Linked DNA regions of Homo sapiens: region 2 is linked to region 1. Evidence: read pairs that join two places in POLR2A ChIA-PET (ENCODE). Cell type or tissue: GM12878. All regions are shown on one strand. Each heading gives the region's core, and the rest is flanking DNA. Links, peaks and the distances in the headings are about the cores only. Region 1 has its middle 31 kb from the start of MAP3K8. Region 2 has its middle 19 kb from the start of MAP3K8.

Region 1 (4,406 bases), core at 248-4,247:
TTTTGAGACAGGATCTTGCTGTGTTGCCCGGGCTGGAGTGCAGTGGCATGAGCATGTCTCACTGCACCCTTGAACTTCTGTGCTAAAAGCTTCTGCCTCAGCCTCCCAAGTAGCTCAGACTACAGGCACATGCCACCATGCCTGGCTAAGTTTTTATTTTATTTTCTGTAGAGACAGGGTCTCTTTCTGCTGCCCAGGCTGGTCTTGAACTCCCGGCCTCAAGCGATCCTCCTGCCTGAGCCTACCAAAGTGCTGGGGTTATAGGCAAGAGCCACCATTCTCAGCCCTCTTTCCATTAGCGTCAGTCCGATGGGCTCACCGTCACTGGTGCGTTTGCAAAAAGCAAGAATGAACCAAAAGTTAACTCCACTGCAAGCTCCAAGCCTTCTTTCAGTAGTGCCTATTACCCCTCTTTTTGCTGAAAATATTCTTCTTCCTTCTCATCTCCCTTGATGCCTTGGAAGAACGTTAATTAGGCTGAAAAGAGTCAAGCCTATTCAGATTTATAAATGGACCAGTATGAAGGTATGTTCCAATGAAATGCTGTCTGAAATTCTACATACATATGGGAAAGATAAAGCGGAATTTCATTAAGCTTCATAGAAAGAACATTTAGCATTAATGAATTAAAACAATAATAATAGCCAACATTTGTAGGGAAATTCCATATCTCCCCTAATCTTTAATGTTATTTGTATAATGATACAATTGCTAGGCCAACTCAGGGTACCTTGGTGTAGAGCCGTAATGAGAGACCGCTATGCTCTTAGCTGATTATGCATTGATTTGTATTTCCAGTTGGCCTCCTTGTACAGTCACCAGGATGAACAAGATGTCATTCAATCAGCAATTATGCTCCAGGCAGCCAGATAGCCAATTATTATCACCTTTGGTTCTGTAATATGTGGTGAAGCAGATGTCTCGAAATTGGTTAAGTACTCAGAATTTATCCCAGCCTTGAAAATAAACGCAGCGCATGCTGTGTTCTTAGGTGTGCTGGCTATGACTGGTCATCTCTCACTGTGATTTTGAAGTGTGACAAAACAGATTTCCCACAAAGGGGTTAAACATAGGCAATGTGGGAAGGAATCTATACTCCAAGTTCCAGTTGTTGAAAATGCAGCTGTTGCTCCCGGGGCTGAGGACCATTGTCCAACAGAACAGGAACGTGATTCTCTCTCCTGTCCACGCTTGTATCTGCACACCCTGCCTAGAGAGAGCTGAGCACAAATCCGGATGAGGGTGTTTCACAGATGAGTACAAAAATGCTTGATGATAAGGTCTTATACCTAGAAAACCCTGAAGACTCCACCAAAAAAATTCCTACATTTGATAAATGAATTCAGGAAAGTTTCAGGATACACAATAAACATACAAAAATCAGTACCATTTATTCATATCAGTAACAATCAAGCTGAGAACCAAATTAAGAAAACAATCTCATTTACAATAGCTACCAAAAAAAAAAAAATACCTAGGCATATATTTAACCAAAGAGGTGAAAGATCTCTGTAAGGAAAACTACAAAACACTCCTGAAAGAAATCAGAGATGACCCAAACAAATGAAAAAATATCCCATGCTAATGGATTGGAAGAATCAATATTGTTAAAATGACCATACTGCCCAAAACAATCTGCAATCTGCAATCTACAGATTCAGTGCAATTCAAAATGCCAATGTCATTTTTCACAGAATTAAAAAAAAACCCCTAATATTCATATGAAATCACCAAGTAGCCAAAACAATCCTAAGGAAAAAGAACAAAGCTGAAGGCATCATATTACCTGACCTCAAATAATATTACAAGGCTGTAGTAACCAAAACAGCATGGTACTGGTATAAAAACAATTGCATAGATTAATGGAACACAGAAAAGAGAACCCAGAAATAAAGCTATACATCTATAGCCAACTGATCTTAGACAAAATTGACAAAAGCATAAAAAAACAAAAACATATAACATATAACAAAAACATAAAAAAAAAATGTTTGGTAAATGACTGCTTTGCATTTCTCCTCTCTCTGGCCCAAAGCAAACCTTTTTTTTTTTTCTTGAGATGGAGTTTTGCTCTTGTTGCCCAGGTTCAGTGACTGCAGTGGCGCCATCTCGGCTCACTGCAACCTCCACCTCCCGGGTTGATACGATTCTCATGCCTCAGCCTCCCAAGTAGCTGGGATTACAAGCGTGCACCACCATGCCTGGCTAGTTTTTTGTATTTTTAGTAGAGACGGGGTTTCACAATGTTGTCCAGGCTGGTCTCGAACCCCTGATCTCAGGTGATTCACCTGCCTTGGCCTCCCAAAGTGCTGGGATTACAGGTGTGAGCCACTGTGCCCGGCACAAAGCAAGCTTTTGAAACCTGATGCTGATGCCTAAACCTTTTAGTCATCATCTTCTTATGCATTGGCGATTCAATGGACATTTAGAAAGCCAGCTCACAGGCAAAAGGTAAAATTGCAAGTAAATACTTGATGAAAAAAGCCGTTTTGGAGGCAGATGGGAATATGCATTAAATCAAAGAACCTTCTAACAATTCCAAAATGGAACGTGCTTCCTTTCAGCAGAGAGTGGATAAGTAAGAGAGACTAGAATCTTCTCTCACTTATGTCTCCTTCAGGGCCCAGCACAGTTGCTTGCCCAGAGTTGGTCCTCATAAAACTTCAACTCTCCATTAATAGGCCCGCTCTCCTGCTGGGCACATTCCCTCCTGGGTGCCCATGGGGCAGGGCATCAAGCAATCTTTACTGCTAGTCACATTGCAGACCTATGAAAAATATCCCCCAGGCCCGCCAGAAAACACTGGCTTTCATATTGAGTTACACCACAGAAACTTGCTGTCAATAAAAGACCAAATTCCTTGTGTCTGCCAGACAGTGAGCATGCATCAGCAAGGAACCCAGGGGACTGACAGAATCCCTTCCAGGTCCCACTGTGGTGCTCGGTGACATGGCAGTCATCAGTAGAAACTTAGCTCAAGGGGCACTGGCTGATCCCCAGATGAGAAGCATCTCTCCAAGGCTAGGCAAATTCCCATCAGGTCCAGTAAATTCCTGGTACGATCTCCATCATCTGCTTTTGAATATTTCACAGACCTCAAGGAAAACACAAAGGAGGTGGTGACAATCAGAAGATGAGGCACTAGCATTGGTTGTGGGACCTCCAGCAAGCACGTTCATCTACCCATCTAACTTGCCAGGTGCTTAAATAAGATCATCTCTAAGGCTTGAGCTGGAAAAGCTCTGTATACATTCTGCAGTGCATTCCAGTGCTTCCATCCAATTCCCGAAGCAGGAATTATCAAAGTGGCTGGAAGTTGCTTTCTTTGTTTTTGTTTGTTTGTTTTAGAGACAGGGTCTCACTCTGTTGCCCAGGCTGGAGTGCAATGACATGATCATAGCTCATTGCAGACTTGCAATCCTGGGCTCAAGCAATCCACCTGCCTCAGTCTTTGAAGTAGCTGGGACTGCAGGCATGAGTCATCACATCCAGCTAATTTTTGTTTTTAGAGATGAGGTCTTGTAATGTTGCCCAGGCTGAGCTTTCAGGACATGATTATTCTATTCTAACTATACTCAAGCCTGACAGCCCCACTGCCCATCTTCTCATAAGGGGGTGAGTAGTGCATTCCTTTGGAATTCACTTGGGGCTTCCTTGCTCCTCTTGAGCTGATTCTCTGGTGACTCATCCTAGGGTGCAACTTTTGGCCTCCCAGGTGAACAGTTCTGCAAGTCCTCAGTGCACACAGAGCTCTCAGCCCCGAACTTCCCCTCATAGTTCTCTCTCACGACCGCTTCCTCAGCCACCAACACTATTGATCAGCTCTTAGCAATCATCCCCATTTCTCTCCATTAGAGTTCCAATTTATTTCAAAAGAATGGTTTTCCCAGCCTGGCCAATATGGTGAAACCCCATCTCTACTGAAAATACAAAAATTAGCCTGGCATGGTGGCGGATGCCTGTAGTCCCAGCTACTCGGGAGGCTGAGGCAGGAGAATCGCTTGAACTCCAGAGGCGGAAGTTGCAGTGAGCCGAGACGGCACCACTGCACTTCAGCCTGGGCGACAGAGTGAGGCTCTATCTTAAAAAAAAAAAAGAAAAAGAAAAAAAAAAAAGAGAGAATGGTTTTCTCCAAATGGAATTTGTTAACTAGAACTCAATTCATATTGACTATGTGAGTATCTCATGAAAATTATCAAAAGCTGTATACCTTTAACCAAGAGCAGGTCCAAGTTTTGTTGGGCCTGATCTAGGGTGATATGAAATTAGGCACAGGCAGCTAAGCTATGAATACGCAAAGGCATACAGAGTGAAATAATGGGGGAGGGTGGGGCTGAGCACAGTGGCTCACACCTGTAATCCCAGCACTTTGGGAGGCCAAGGTGGGCAGATCATTTGAGGTCAGG
Region 2 (4,406 bases), core at 292-4,291, 51 kb after region 1:
AATTATTGGGGTCTAAGTTCATAGAACTCATTACTAAAGAGGGGATCACAGTTGAAAATCACATGTAAGTAAATTAATAAAAGTCTCTGAAATCTAAGTCAAAAATTAATATGGAAGCAAGCATAGAAAAAAAGCATCCACTTGGTCTGCATGGAGAAAAGTGCTTAACTCCAGCAATAACTGGATTTGATGAGATGTTTTTCATGTGGTAAAACATACTCTTTAGCGCTGTGCGTTATGGCTCATGCCTGTAATTTTAGCACGTTGGGAGGCTGAGGCAGAAGGATCCCTTGAGCCCAGGAGTTCGAGGCCAGCCTGGGCAACATAGGTAGACCTTGTCTCTATAAAAATAAAATAATAAAATAAAATGAAATAAAATGAAAAAAGAAGACCATATCCTTTTCAGAAAATTAAATACAAAGAGTAGGTGTGGTGGATCATGCCTATAATCCCAGCACTTTGGGAAGCCAAGACTGGAAGATCTCTTGAGCTCTAGAGTTTGATACCAGCCTGGGAAACATGGAGACAATCTGTCTCTACATAAAATACAAAAACTAGCCAGGTATGGAGGCTCGCTACTTGGGAGGCTGACGGGGGAGGACCGCTTGAACCCAGGAGTTTAAAGCTGCAGTGAGCTGTGTTCACACCATTGCACTCCAGCCTGGGTGACAGAGTGAAACTCTGTTTCAAAAAAAGAGAGAAAGAAAAGTAAATTAAAAAGTAAATCTAGAATTCCATGAATTATTGGCACACATCCAGTGATGGTCTTCAGTAATGGTTCTCATGCTTTAGCTAAAACCATTTATAAATGCTAAACCTTGTTTTAAAAAAAATACAGATTCCTGAATCGCACTTCTAGATATTCTGATGAAGTAATTCTAAGGGTGCAGCCCAGAAATCTATATTTTAGTAAGCTCACCAAATACTTCTGACTCACGAATCAGTTCCCTGGACCAACTTTAGAAACTATAGTCTCCCAAAAACAGAAAGAAAACTTACTTGGGAATACACAAAGCCAAACTGCAAGAACATTAGTGTCAGATTCCAAAATCCAATGTTCACACTTTAAAACATTTGCCTATGGGCACTGGTACATGACTTTCAGTCTCACTGATTCTTCATGGTCTCCATAGCAACAACGGCTTAGAAAAAGAAATCACAGAGGAAATAAGAAAATTGTTAATGCTACTTCTTTTTTTTTTTCTTTGAGATGGAGTTTCGCTCTGTCGCCCAAGCTGGAGTGCAGTGGCGTGATCTTGGTTCAGTGCAACCTCTGCCTCCTGGGTTTAAGTGATTCTCGTGCCTCAGACTCCCGAGTAGCTGGGATTACAGGTGCGTACCACCACACCTGGCTAATTTTTGTATTTTCAGTAGAGACGGGGTTTTGCCATGTTGGCCAGGCTGGTCTCGAACTCCTGGTCTCAAGTGATCCCCCTGGCTTAGCCTCCCAAAGTGCTGAGATTACAGACAGGTGTGAGCCACCACACCTGGCCAAAATAATGAAGTGTTTCATAATGATGATTTCTTACGCTAGATAAAATATTCTATTACTACCTGTATCCTAGGGTTTTGTGGGTGTTAACTGAGCCAATATACCTAAAATGCTTAGAACTATAAGTGGCTAATATTAATATTAATCACTTAATAAATGTAATATGTTAGCTGGGCATGGTGGCATGTATGTAGCTCCAGCTACTCTGGAGGCTATGGCAGGAGGATCACTTGAGCCCAAGAGTCTTAGGCCACAGTGACCTATGATTGTGCTTGTAAACAACCACTGCACTCCAGCCTGGGCATCATAGTAGACCCTGTCTCTAAAATATATATGTGTGTGTGTGTGTGTGTGTGTGTGTGTGTGTGTGTGTGTGTGTGTATGTGTATATGTGTGTGTATGTGTATATACGTGTGTATATATGTAAATATACATATATATGTGATATACATATAAACTTAGATCTCTTCATATATGTTACATACAATGTAATATGTATATATGTGTTATATATAATATACATGTTTACATATTACACATGTTTATATATTGTTACATAAAATATATATCAGATGTAACACATGTAAATATGATATAACATATGTAACATAAATATGATATATACATATGATGTATACATATATGTAACATATAAAAATAGAGATCTATATTTACATATATTACATATAAATTATATTATATATAATATAAATATGTAGTATAATACATATTATATATTACATATAAATTATATGTAACATATGTATAAATAGAGATCTATATTTATAATCTAATAGTATTCTAATCTGTGGATAGATTACAAATTAAGTAGTCCCCTCCTCACATTGGAACTGTAGATTGCTTCTAACTTTCCTACATATATGGCATTGAAAATTCCTGTATGTACCTTCATGTGCATCTCTAATTCAGATAGATTTCTAGTAATGGAATTACTAGATCAAAAAGCATGAACAAGTTTAAGGGATGGACCTATAATCACAATGATTAGAAAGTCAGTCAAATCTGTGTTGGAATCACCACTTATTCTATGACCTTGGTCATTTTGCTTAATTTTCTCAATTTTCATATCCATAAAATGGGGATAACAACAACATTCACAGGCATATTGTGATGTAATTAGACACAACACAATACTGTCACACAGTATGTTCAAAGTAAATGTAAGCTGTTTTTATGAGGACATTTGAAACAGCAGGGCATTGCTTCATCCTAGCATTGGGTGAGAAAGCATTGGACAGTTTTCAACAGTGACTCCATGTGGCCATAATAGAAATAGCAGTGGCAGAAAACACGTGTTGTCAGAAATGACCAGATTTATCAGTTCTTTCTTTGGTGTTTGTTAACAGGACTGTCCATTTGGATGGCCAAAGCCTGTGCCCGAGATTCTTTTTTTTTTTTTTTTTTTTGAGACAGAGTTTCACTCTTGTCGCCCAGCCTGGAGTGCAACGGCAAAATCTCGGCTCACCGCAACTTCTGCCTCCCAGGTTCAAGCGATTCTCCTGCCTCAGCCTCCCGAATAGCTGGGATTACAGGCATGTGCCACCATACTTGGCTAATTTTGTATTTTTAGTAGAGATGAGGTCTCTCTATGTTGGTCAGGCTGGTTGCCAACCCCCAACCTCAGATGATCTGCCCGCCTTGGCCTCCTAAAGTGCTGGGATTACAGGCGTGAGCCACCGTGTCAGGCCATGAGATTCTTGAATAATTTGATACAGACAAAGTTCAGGAAAGAGATAATGGGCCCTGCTAATCTTTTTTTTTTTTTTTTTTTAAGATGGAGTCTCTTTCTGTTGCCCAGGATGGAGTGCAGTGGTGTGATTTCAGCTCACTACAACCTCTGCCTCCCATGTTCAAGCGATTCTCCTGCCTCAGCCTCCCAAGTAGCTGGAATTACAGGTGTGTGCCACCACGCCTGGCTAATTTTTGTATTTTTAGTAGAGACAGGGTTTCACTATGTTGGCCAGGCTGGTCTCGAATTCCTGACCTCAGGTGATCCACCCACCTCAGCCTCCCAAAGTGCTGGGATTACAGCTTGAGCCACAGTGACCAACCTGTATCTTTTAATATATTGCATGTATAATATATTGCACATGTAATATACTGTGACACACACACACACACGTGAAGCAGCTTGTAATGATTTCTAAGGAAACAACATAACAACAGTCTATCTCTCTGCATAATATAACCATGAGGAGTCACTTTGGCAATTTTATTTGTATCTTATATTTCCCAGCAAAATCTAAGAGTGAATCTTAGTGAATGGTTGGGATTGGCATGCTGATGTAGTTCATGAAAGTCCTCCTGGCTTGACCTGCTAGAGAAGTTGGGAGGCCCAGAATTTAGAAATACAACCAGAAGTGATTACATAACAAGCATGTTGACTACATTAAACAACTGGCTTGTCAGATGATGAATATACACATTTCACTCATTTTAGTTCAGAAAACATGTCAATCTTAAGCAATTCCATGGTTTCTACAATCCACTCATAAAGATTAAATGAAAGAAAATATGATTTTAAAATAAGCTTTTGGCCAGGCATGGTGCCTTCCGCTTATAATCCCACCACTTTGGGAGGCCGAGGCAGGTGGATCGCTTGAGGCCAGGAGTTCCAGACCAGCCTGGCCAACATGGGGAAACCCTGCCTTTACTAAAAATACAAAAATTAGCTAAGTATGGTGGTGCACACCTGTAGTCCAGGTATTTGGGAGGCTGAAGGATGAGAATCACTTGAACCCAGGGAGCAGGGGTTGCAGTGAGCCTAGATTTGTGCCACTGCACTCCAGCCTGGGCAACAGAGCGTGACACCATCTCAAAAAAAAAAAAAAAGAAAAGAAAAGAAAAGAAAAGAAAAAGAAAAAGACATTAAATTTCTTTCCTAATGACAGGT

Evidence for each region. ChIA-PET counts read pairs that join two places held together with the same protein. Peaks named below come from ENCODE experiments on the same cell type or tissue, not always from the same donor. Only the 100,000 strongest peaks of a DNase experiment are listed, where the experiment ranks them.
Region 2: POLR2A ChIA-PET joins it to region 1 with 6 read pairs; 11 of 35 experiments call an interaction of 5 or more read pairs at or near these places.

What each region holds. Positions count from the first base shown.
Region 1 is chr10:30,463,320-30,467,725 of GRCh38, reverse strand. No RefSeq gene overlaps it. Among named protein-coding and RNA genes, the nearest start is that of MAP3K8, 31 kb to the right of the region's middle. In GM12878, for the core only: no CTCF peak of the experiment used is centred there; no DNase peak of the experiment used is centred there.
Region 2 is chr10:30,412,549-30,416,954 of GRCh38, reverse strand. No RefSeq gene overlaps it. Among named protein-coding and RNA genes, the nearest start is that of MAP3K8, 19 kb to the left of the region's middle. In GM12878, for the core only: a CTCF peak has its summit at 2,769; no DNase peak of the experiment used is centred there; H3K27ac peaks cover 354 bases.